Linked DNA regions of Homo sapiens: regions 1, 2 and 3 are each linked to region 4. A link is a contact called in ENCODE Hi-C data. All regions are on one chromosome and are shown on one strand. The core of a region is the stretch at or near the end of the contact, and the rest is flanking DNA. Distances in the headings are between cores, read along the strand shown. Region 1 overlaps ANKRD33B (ankyrin repeat domain 33B). Region 2 has its middle 330 kb from the start of ICE1. Region 3 holds the start of ANKRD33B (ankyrin repeat domain 33B). Region 4 holds the start of MTRR (5-methyltetrahydrofolate-homocysteine methyltransferase reductase).

Evidence for each region. A loop is a pair of places that touch in the nucleus more often than their neighbours do. Pooled maps may share reads with other maps.
Region 1: a pooled map shows a loop between it and region 4 (5-fold over the local background). The contact joins the enhancer-like site here to the promoter of MTRR in region 4. A Hi-C loop is called at or near these places in 7 of 50 pooled maps.
Region 2: a pooled map shows a loop between it and region 4 (16-fold over the local background). The contact joins the enhancer-like site here to the promoter of MTRR in region 4. A Hi-C loop is called at or near these places in 8 of 37 single-sample maps with no recorded cell type and 5 of 50 pooled maps.
Region 3: a loop to region 4 is called in a pooled map, with 5 times the contacts of the local background. The contact joins the promoter of ANKRD33B here to the promoter of MTRR in region 4. A Hi-C loop is called at or near these places in 8 of 50 pooled maps.

The regions. Positions count from the first base shown.
Region 1 is chr5:10,634,056-10,636,755 of GRCh38, reverse strand. The region is part of intron 2 of ANKRD33B (ankyrin repeat domain 33B); the gene reads right to left. Among named protein-coding and RNA genes, the nearest start is that of ANKRD33B, 71 kb to the right of the region's middle. RefSeq lists enhancers at 360-679, 2,572-2,651 and a silencer at 1,320-1,449. Within about 2 kb of position 1,280, at least 7 of the 41 ENCODE cell types and tissues checked have a DNase peak (open chromatin) inside an H3K27ac peak, as active enhancers do.
Region 2 is chr5:5,750,833-5,753,532 of GRCh38, reverse strand. No RefSeq gene overlaps it. Among named protein-coding and RNA genes, the nearest start is that of ICE1, 330 kb to the right of the region's middle. RefSeq lists enhancers at 463-602, 753-812. Within about 2 kb of position 1,437, at least 3 of the 41 ENCODE cell types and tissues checked have a DNase peak (open chromatin) inside an H3K27ac peak, as active enhancers do.
Region 3 is chr5:10,562,621-10,565,320 of GRCh38, reverse strand. ANKRD33B (ankyrin repeat domain 33B) reads right to left here and starts at 1,251. Exons shown (of 4, transcript NM_001164440.2): 1 at 488-1,251. The coding sequence starts at 853. RefSeq lists enhancers at 68-277, 1-293, 294-1,188 and silencers at 418-467, 808-1,667.
Region 4 is chr5:7,867,698-7,870,397 of GRCh38, reverse strand. It overlaps MTRR (5-methyltetrahydrofolate-homocysteine methyltransferase reductase), which reads right to left and starts at 1,250. Exons shown (of 15, transcript NM_002454.3): 1 at 1,183-1,250. It overlaps FASTKD3 (FAST kinase domains 3), which reads left to right and starts at 1,367. Exons shown (of 7, transcript NM_024091.4): 1 at 1,367-1,419; 2 at 2,202-2,700. The coding sequence starts at 2,315. RefSeq lists silencers at 748-797, 858-907, 918-1,357.

The DNA of each region.
Region 1 (2,700 bases), core at 31-2,530, 2.8 Mb before region 4:
CCTGAGCTGCCACCTCCATCCAGGCCCCTGCTGATGAGGTCTGAAACTCTTGGGAATATGAGCAATCTGCCCGAGTCTCTCCTCCTGAACCCCAGGGGAGGTGCTGGGTACCCAGTTCCCATCCTTTTTGTTTATTTAAGAGATGGAGTCTCTCTTTGTCACTCACACTGGAGTGCAGGAGCACGATCATAGCTCACTGTAGTGTGGACCTCCTGGGCTCAAGAGATCCTCCCTCCTCAGCCTCCCAAGTAGCTGGGCTCACAGGCGAGCATCATCATGCCCAGCTAATTAAAAAAAATTTTTTTTTGTAGAGATGGGATCTCCCAACGTTGCCGAGGCTGGTCTCAAACTCCTGCATTCAAGCAGTTCTCCTGCCTCAGCCTCCCAAAGTGCTGGGATTCCAGGTGTGAGCCACTGTGTCTGGCCACAGTCCCCATTCTTATGCACCGATGACGCAGTGCTCAGAAATCCCCACTTATTCATTCCAACTCAAGCATGTTCCTTTCAGCCCCCACTGTCGCAGCTGCAGGGGCCTCGTGGACATTTCTATGCACTCTCTCCTTAACTTGGCATCACCTCCCTCCCCCCAGGAACACCTGAATCATGGAGAAGCCGGGCCCTGGGCCCAGAATCTCCACAGGCATCTGGTTTGCACAGAAACTTCCAATGGGTGGCACTGCCTGAGATTTGGGATGGGAGAGAGGTGGCAAGGACATCACTCTGGGGTCGGGCAGGCATGAGACCTGAGGTGCCTCCCCAGCCCAGCCCACCTCTGCAGACAGAATACTACGTGAGCATGACGCTGCAGCAGCCTCCAGGATTCCCCGCTGCGGCTGAGATCTCCAGTAGGCAGGGCTGGGCGCCCTTGGCCTCTGCTCCCCTAGCCCCTTCAGTTCAGCAAATCCAATATGAAACCCTCCGATATATCAAGTGGCTTCTGTCTCCCCAGCCACACCCTGAGGGATAGTACTGCCGGGGTTGGAACCCAGTTTCCTCCTTTGAGGGCCACTCCAGGCTGCTGCCTCACCAGTATGAAATCCTGTGGGTTTGCTCTTCATCAATCCAAAAGAAGAAGGAACAGGCAACCAAAATCAGGGGTGAACTCTCCTGAGGAGCAAGCTCGCCATTGACCTCAGCCCATCTCCTGAGCTCTCCACAAATGTGAAAAGGGGAACCATGTATCTTTTTGAAAAGGAAGCCCTGATGAGTCTAACAGTGTTCAGGTTATAAGCAGGAAACAAAGGGTACGATCCCCTCGCTGCGTGACTCACAGCCAGTCGCTGGTGCTTTTTTGACTCATTTACACCACATTGCTCTCCCTCGTCCTTTACTATGTGCGGGGAGGGGCTAAGGCCAGCTGTCAGGTACCCAGAGCTGCTGAATTACTCTCAACTGGGTGGTATGGGAAGGTGGGGGAATCCTTTGATCTCAGTTTGGTTTATGGTCCAGTTAAATGCTTGGCGGCACCTGTCAGTTAGATTTAACCAGGGGCATAGTAAAATGAATTGCAATTCCTTTGGAGCCATTTCTTTAAACTGTGAAATAGCGTGTCCGTCACAATCTTCTGCAGGATGTTCCTTTGCACTGATATATCCTCAGCACTTTGAACAGGTGGAAAGAGGAAAAACTCAAAGTCCACAGAGCAAACCACCCATTATATAGATCTGTTCTGCGTATTATGTTGAGTCCAGAAAAACCAACATGCAGTCAACTTGTTCTGACTACAGGCCTGAGCTTTCGATGATCCAAGAAATCACGCCCTGCTTCCCACGGGTTTTCCCAGGATGGCAGAATAATACCTCTCATCACACAGATGACCCCATTCAATGGAAATCAAAGGTGGACCCAATACTTCTAAGAATGTATAAGTATTAACCTTTCTTCTTTAAAAACCATGATGAGTAACCAAAAGGAGCTTTCCTTTTCTTTACATATATGAGACACACAGCCTTCCTTGCACAAGGGAACCCAAACACACGCCATATTGAAATCTAGTTTGAGGCCAGGTGCAGTGGCTCACTCCTGTAATCCCAGCACTTTGGGAGGCCAAGGCAGGCAGATCACTTGAGGCCAGGAGTTCAAGACCGGCCTGGGCAACATAGTGCCTGTCTCTACTAAAAATACAAAAATTAGCTGGGTGTGCTGGTGCATGCCTATATTCTCAGCTACTCAGGAGGTTGAGGCAGGAGCATTGCTTGAACCCAGGAGGTGGAGGTTGCAGTGAGCTAAGATCACACCACTGAACTCCAGCCTGGACGACAGAGTGAGACCCTGTCTCAAAAAAAAAAAAGAAAAAAATCTAGTTTGAGCCCAGTCCAACTTGGACATTATGGAATCGGACTTGGTTCCTGAAATCCTCAGAGAAGCCCTTTTAAAGGGTAGGTTCACCTAGAGAACCCCAGAACACCCCCTCTCCACCAATAAGCCCTACCCTGCTTAAGAGAGGGTCACAAGTGACCCAGGGAGGAAGTGAATTTGAATGAAATCGCGTCACTGGAACATAGTGTAGACAATGAGCTCAGTACTGAAGAGAGCTGGCTCTGAGAACAGCCAGGTTCAAGGCCCAGGCCTGCCACTCAGAATCCGGGTGTCTTTTGGAAGTCAGCTTTTCCATATCTGTAAAATGAGGGATAATATCAACCTCCCATTTGTGAAAATTATAGGAGACAATCTGTGTGTAAAAGGTGCCCAGCAGAATAG
Region 2 (2,700 bases), core at 188-2,687, 2.1 Mb after region 4:
GAAGAGGGGGTTGGACCTAACCTCATTCTACCCTTCCAGCATGAACATCAACACAGACTTTAAGTCTGATAAGAAACATGTACAACCTATTCTCTCTGAAGCCTGCTACCTGGAGGCTTCATCTGCATGATAAAACCTTGGTCTCCACAACCCCTTATCTTAACCCAGACATTCTGTTCTACTGATAATAACTCTTTCAACCAATTGCCAATTAAAATATGCTTACATCTATCTACGACCTGGAAGTCCCCCCTCCCACCTTCGAGTTGTCCCGCCCTTCCAGATCAAATCAGTGTAAATCTTACATGTATTGATTGATGTATTATGTCTCCCTAAAATGTATAAAAGCAAGCTGTACCCCAAACACCTTGGACACATGTTATCAGGACCTCCTGAGGCTGAGTCACTGGTGCGTCCTTAACCTTGGCAAAATAAACTTTCTAAATTGACTGAGATATGACTGAGTTATTTTGGGTTCACAGACCAAAGGTAACTGAAAACACAGAAGTGAAACTGCAAATAAGTGGGTGCTATTATATCTGTGTGCAGACAGGGAGGGGAAAATTAAGCACAGGTGAACATACACATGAAACAACTTGAGACAAGCCTGGAAACTAAAATTCCAAAGCACGTGAAGAAAGACAGTCCCAGTGATGGAAGTCTGAGCTCCACAAACTCACTAAAGAAAGCATTCATCCCAAAGAAAGTGCAAGTGAGAGAGCAGTCTTCCAAAAGAGAGAGTGGCATCCAAAGAGACAAAATAAGAGCAATAGAACAGAAAGCGAACACAAACCAAGTAGAAAGAGACTATTTAAAGAGCCAGTTAGAAAGTATAAAAAAATAAATTTCAACAGGGTAATTAATGTGTAATAAGAATAAGGTGTTAGGGAATTAAAATGTTGTGGTGGCAAATATCCAAGTCTCATGGCCCCAAGTATGTTACCAGTGGAAGGTATCCAAGTAACCGGCGGTGAGTCTGTAGAGCTCTGCAGCAACCTTAGTTCTTGCCTCCTCAAAAGAAAGAATTCAACTGAGGGGCATAAGGCAGAAGAGGAGACCGGGACAAGTTTCAGAGCAGGAGTGGAAGTTTATTTAAAAAGGCTTTAGAACAGGGAAGAAAACAAAGTACGCTTGGAAGAGTCCCAAGTGGGCACTGAGGTCAGGTGCAGTGTTTAACCTTGACCCCAGGACTTTGTAGGCTTGCCCCTTTCCCATGATTCTTCCCTCAGGGGGGGCATTATTTCCCAGATGCACGGTGTCCTCCTTAGCCTTGGGAAGTGAGCACAGGCAGTGTGTTTAAGAAGCTGTGCACATGCCGGTCTGAGGCTTTCTTCCCTTTTCCTGTGGAGTGCCCCGAGTGGGTCATACTCCGCCATTTTGTCTCTTCATGCACATGCCCAGGAAGTTACTTCTCCCAGGCGCCTGCATTCAATGAACACTTTACTGCAACAGCTGTGGGGTATCAGTAAATGGCCTCTCCCTGGCACACGCTGACAATTTATCACTTTTAGAGAGGCAAAGTGATCATTGTCGAACCATCACCTGACATTCCTAGTGGATGAGGGAGGGCCCTTTCCTGGCCTGCTCATGCTTGTCTAAATACCTGTAACAAAAGACAGCACCAGAGTACTCAACCTGAATTACAGAGAAATTTAGAACAAAGAAAACATAAAAATGATCGTAAAAGAGTAAGGATAAATTGAGAAGCTCCGACATTCACCTGGAGTTGGAGTTAGATGGAATGGTGAACAGGCAACATTTGAAGAGATAGTGGCTTAGAATATCCCTGAAGTAAAAAGAGACATAACTTCACAGGTGTTTCCTGGGTGTATGTGCAACAGGGTAAACTTTCAAAGTCTGTATCTAGTTACGTCATAATGAAACTGAAGAATATCAGGGGTAGAAAGAAACTTATAAAAGTTTCCAGGAGATAGAAAAAAAAACAGTTAACCCACAGAAGACTGATAATTTCTTAACTAAATATTAAAATTAACCGCTGCCTAGAAAAATCCATTAAAGGATTAAGTATATCAATTAAAAGATTTAGTTCATGCAGATAGCATAATTATTCATAATACAAATTGAAGCATCCCGTTCAAAAAAGGTAATTCCAGGCACAACCATAAACAAGAGTTTATGGTTATAATAAGAACCATAAACTCTTATCACTAGAGTATATCTTTGAGTTCTGTTCAACCTCTTCCTCTGTCTACACTTTAAAAGTCTGCAAATCTTTGGATTTGCACATGAATAACCCTCAGATCTGCCCTTTCAGTCCTGCTGCCTTTCTCCCCACGCAAATACCTGTGACCATCTCCTCCACTTCGATACTCAGCCCCACTCAAGGAACTCTTCAAGCAGTAGGATAACATCATGTGAGGTGCCTTTTTTTCTTATCTTGGTGAATGCTATCTGCACCCATTGCACAGTACTAACACACTATCTTATGATTTATCTACATGGTGCAGCAGTATGTTCCTTCAGTGTAAAGCAAAACATAATTTTTATCTGATATTGTATTTTGCAAGCAAAGCCTCAAATAGTTCATTAATTGTTAAATAATTATGTAGATGGCTTGAAGATCATTTTATAACGTGCACAAATGTTTTGCAAATTTTCCTTTATAAGTTTAAATGTTTTTTAATGATATTGGGAGGAATCAGTGGGCATTTCTGTCGGGCTGGGGACATTACAATTTTC
Region 3 (2,700 bases), core at 2-2,501, 2.7 Mb before region 4:
AGCGTGTTAGGACAAGGGCGGCGCGAGGGGCCCAGGGGCCAAATGGGGCGCTGGGCAGGAGGGGCTGTCTCCTGCAGGGGAGGAGGAATGGTCCCCTGCCAGGGACCTGGGGAAAGGTAATAGTCAGGAGGGGACCGGGCCGCAAGAAGCCCATCCTGGATTGCAGCACGGGCAGCCAGCGCGAATTCAGTCAGGAGGTCCACGGGGACCGGTAAACGAGAAGGGGATGCGGTGAGGACGCCGGACTGGCGTTTCTGCCGCGCTGACACCTCGACTGCTCCCTCCCCGCACCGCGTCCCCCAGCCTGAGACGGGGAAGCCACCCAGGGCACCGCGCTCCCAAACAGCGGGGAAAAGGCGCTCTGGGCGGCGGCTGAGTGACCGAGGGACCGGTCCGGAGCCAGGAGCTGGGAGGCGCGGGGATGTGGTGGGGAGGAGGGGAGTGGGGGCAGTGAGGGGGCTCAAATCCTGCGGGGACGCCCGCTTACCCTGCCGTTGCGGTCAGTCTCCTGCGCCTCCTCGACGCTCACCCCGCGCCGCACCAGCGTCCGCAGCAGCCCCACGTTGTTGGCGCAGGCGGCGCGCAGGAGGGTCGCCGTCTCCGGGACGCTTTCCGGGACGCCCTCCGGGACGCTCTCCGCGCTCTCGACGCCGTGCTCCTCCTCGTCCTCGAAAGGGTAGAAAGAGTCGTCCGAGGCGATGCTGCGGGTGTCTGGCAGACTCGAGAAGTCCTCAAACTCTTCGTAGTCAGCGGGGTCCTCCTCGACCTGCGCGCCCCGGGGTGGGGACGGCGGTGGTGGGGTCATGCAGCGCGCCCCGCCGCCCTCCGGCCCGGTCCCGGCCAGCAGCACCATGCCGGCGGCCGGGGCGCGGGCCGGGGGCCGGGGCGCGGGCAGGAAGAGCGGGACGCGGGGCGCGCGCCGAGGTCCCCGCTTCTCGCTTCTGCGTCCCCAGAGAAGCCGTGGCCCGCGCGCTCCAGCTCGGCGGAAACCGGCACCAGGCGGCTGCGCTCAAAGAAAAAAGTCTCCGGAGGCTGAGCGAGCCCCTGGGGTGGGCGGGACCGCGGGGGCTTTCCGAGGCGGGGCGGGGCGGGGCGCGGGGACACGCCTTCCCCCGGGGCCTTCCCCTCGCGCCCCTTCCTGGCCAGAGTTCAGAGCCAGGCAGGCGCTCTCTCGAGCGCGGGGACTGGGCACCTGGCAGCGTTGCCCCAGAGCTGGGGACAGCTGGCGCGGGAGAAGCAGAAGCAATCACTAAAGAAGCCGAACCCGAGTCGCGGGCGGCAAGCGGCCCCGCCCCTCCCTCCGCCGGCCCGCGGGATGGGGGCGGAGGTGGCGGCGGGGGGACGCCGGGGCGGAGCCGGCCTCCAGCTTCGGGAACCTCGGACCCCTGGAGCCGGCCTCCGCCGAGGGCGTCGGGCCCCCGGACCTGGGTGGGGCCGGTTTCTCCCGCCGCTTCAGAGGAGCAGAGCGGGTTTTCTCCCTTCGGGGGATCCCGGGCTTCGGGGCTGACTCCACCCGGCCGCGGCCGCTTGGAGGCCGGGGAATCCCCGGGGCGCTTGGCGGGCAGAGGAGCCGGGCGCGGGAGCGGAGCCGTCCACCTGGGACCTGTGCCCGGGGAGCGCTGCGGGCCGGGCCACTCTGAACTGGGGGCGGTCGGCTGCTGTGGGGGAGTCCCAGCCCGGAAGGGAGGACAATCCTCAGAGTCCCCCGTCTCGCGGAACCGGGGCCGGCCGTGGCTTGAGGGTTGGTCAGATCCTGGGATGGGGGGCGGGGTGTTCCGGAACCTCAGGGAGCATCTGAGTGGGAACGGACGACGAGGAACTCCCCGTCCCCATGCCTGGCCTGTGTCACGTGCGGGGATCTGCGGACTCACCCCCGGAGGCTGCGACTGGGCGCTGACCCCACGTCTGGCTGCCCAAAAGAGCAGGGCCGCGGGCGACAGCCGCAGTCCAGGCCCACAGCCCCTCTGGCCCGGCCTTGCCCTCTCCCCGTCAGTCCTGGCGCCGGGGATGGGCGGGGAGGAGGAGGGCGTGTGAGGATTTGCCACAGGGAGCCCTTGACTTCGGGGTAGGAGGCGTCGTGAGCCAATCTTGGGGGAAGGTCTCTGCGCAAAGGCGCGGAGGTGCGCTCGCGCCCGTCGCAGGTCAAAGACTGCGGAGGCCACCAGCCCTGTGTCCCCCTAGCCTCCTTCCTTCCTTTTTTTCCCCCGATCTTGACAGCGTGTCCACCAGCTGCCAGCCGGTGGGAGGCCCTCGCGGCCCCAAGGTGAACACAGCTAGGCTGGCGCAGCCGCTGGGGACCAGGCTTGAGGCCCACGTGCCGCTGGGCAAGCTGAGGGGCACGAGGGCACCGAATCCGAAACAGCCGTGGGAGGTGTAGGATGAGGACACGTTTAAACTGCGAAGCCGCTCGAGCCCTCGTGTCACACCGCACTGGCCCGACCCGCTGTCCTGGTCGCCTGGTCTTCCAGTGTCTCCAGCAGGAGCCAAAGGGCCTGCTGGCGGCCCCCGACCCGGCATCTGCAGGGCCCCGGAGGGTGGGGCGCGCGGGAGCACCGATTTCTGGTGAAGACGCCCTCGCACCTGGGCGGCTCTGAGCGAGCAGCGAACTGAGACTCGCTGGCCTCCTTCTCTACTCCGGGGATTCTTTCTGCAACCAAAAATAGCCCCCAGATTACAGTAAACTCTACCTTTTTGTGTAAC
Region 4 (2,700 bases), core at 1-2,500:
CCAAGAACCTGAACAAAACTTGAGCCACAGTATCATTCACAACAGTCTTAAATAGCTTTTGGTTTCCTCTTTTTAAAAAAAGATAAAAGTAAAAACTATATTAAAATGATAGGATTCTTGGTTCTTATTTGATCCTAACGCTAAACAAACTAATCATAGTACTAAAGGTAACTGAAGCACATACTCTCCTTCATTATTTAATGCAAATCAAAAATATGTGAGTGTATGGGCATATATACAAACGGGTGCATATAACGAAAAAATATTTCCAATCCACTTAAACATTTTACTAACACGTTTTTCCGCAAGAGATAAGCAGTAGTAAAACAAACGACACTCACAGATTTTTTTCCATACTCATCTAACGGCTAAAATTGGTGGGCTGTCAATTTGCAGAGACAGATTTAAACTGAAACCCAAACCAAAAGCTTGGCTTTCGGTGAATGAACCGCCCAGAACGGCACCTGGCATGAAACTGGTACTCGATAAGTTATCTGAATGAGTGAATAAACAATATGAAAACACTACACATTGACAGCTCACAGAAAACGGTGGAAACGATAATGAAAACCTTACTACAGCTAAAATTTCTATCACTTCCCATGAAACACACATCCTGAGGGCTTCCCAGGATCAATCAACCCCTCATCCCTGCTACTGCCCCACAATCCGGCACCACCTTCCCACGACTCTCAGCGGAGGCCCGGGCCCCAGCAGCCCCGGAAGCGGCGCGGAGGCGGTGGGCAGAGCTCACGGCCGCGGGCAGAACTCACGGCCGCGTCCCGCCGGGTGGGCGCTCGGAACGTCCCGGGTTCCCCGGAGCGCGCCGCCCCAACCCGGCATGTTCCCCAGTTCCCCGCGTCCCCGAGTGCGGTTTCCCTAGGCCTGGAAAGCGCCTAGAACCAAAGGCAGAACATGAGGAGAGACCCCACGCCGCCCAGGGGCCTCCCGCGGCAGAGGCCGACGCCGAGCCCAAGGACACGCTCCCGGGGACACCAAAGCCAAAGGCCAAAGGCCAAGTCCGAGCCCCAGCCCGCGCCCGCGGCGACCCCCGGAGGCCGAAGGGCGTGGGAACCACGGGCGCAAGCCGGCTGCCCACCCCCGCCCCGGGCCGCCTCTCCCAGGAGATTAGTGCAGGGCGAGCGGCCGGAATCCGGGAACCGTAGCCGACAGGCAGCTTACCCACGCCGCGCCAGCCGGGCACGAACCTGCACAACGCGACTTCCACCAACCTTGCGCCAGCGCGCACTGACGCAGCGCCCATGCTCGGTACCCAGGACCAATAGAAAGCTCCGAAGGGGACCTGGGCCAATCACATTGCGCCGCCCTGAGTCGTGCTCCCGCCCCGCGTTTGCTACGGAGGCCCACGACGCCCAGGCGCTTCCGCGACCACCCGGAGTGATTGCCCGGCAGAGCGCGGTAGGTGTCAACGCGGGGTCTCCGCGCAGTTGGTCCGGCTGGGTGTCAAAGACCTGGCCGGCTTTCTCCTCAGGCTGCGCCGCCCGGCCCGTGTCTCAGCGCAGGTCCCCGGGGCGCCGAGTTTGGGGGTGCTCGCCCCGCGGGTCCCTTTCATTCCTAGGAAAACGCGCCGCGGGGCCTCCCGTCTGTCTGTCTTGCACACACGTGTTGCCAAATCCCCCCGCACCGTCTTTAGATCTGGACTGGCCGCCCCACCTTCTCCCTTCATTGATCTATGTTTTGCTTTTTCTTTTCCTACCTTGTTTCCATTGACAAAGTAGACCCTTTCCTTCAACACTAACCTTCTCCCGACACCGAGGGGAAACCAACAGCTTAGGGCCTTTCCAGCGCGTTTTTACCCTTGCCTTGCTCTAACCTCGCCTAATTTTGCCCACTTTACCTGTTCTTTGATTTCTATCCAAATGCAATTTCTTCCTTCAACCAACATTTAAGGGCCACCCTTAAGAGCTACATTGCCTGAGTTTGAACCCTAGCTCTGCCACTTAACCACCTGCATAAACTGGGCAAAGTAACTTTGTGCTTCAACTTCTTCCTCGTGTAAAATGATAGTAAAAGTACTGAATCTGTGTAAGTTAATAGAATACCTACAACAGTGTTTAGCAAGTAATAGCGATTGTTATTGTTCAATGTCAGCCACTCTTCTAACTCTAGGATGCAGAGACTTTGCCCCTCTGGTGTTTATATGTTAACCATCCTTTTTTTTTTTTTTTTTTTTTTTCCAGATACTCGTTTGTAGTTTCATAAACATTGATGTTGGGTCAATCATGTTCTCAATGTATTTAACCATGTGTTTTTAAATTTTTTAATTTAGTTATCAAATTGAGAATCTGATGGTATGGCATTAATCACCTTGAGGAAGAACCTTTATCGTTTATCTGATTTTCAGATGCATAGAGCTCTGGCTGCTTTAAAAAATAAACCTCTAAATCATGTTCACAAGGTAGTCAAGGAGCGTCTGTGCCCTTGGTTGTGTTCACGACAACCTGAGCCTTTCGGGGTCAAATTCCATCATGCCCATTGTAAAAAGTTTCATTCGAAAAATGGAAATGACCTTCATCCACTCGGTGGACCAGTGTTCTCTCAAGTATCTGACTGCGACAGGCTTGAACAAAATGTTAAAAATGAGGAGAGTCAGATGTTTTACAGGAGACTGAGCAACTTGACTTCATCAGAAGAAGTGCTAAGTTTTATAAGCACGATGGAAACCCTGCCTGACACTAT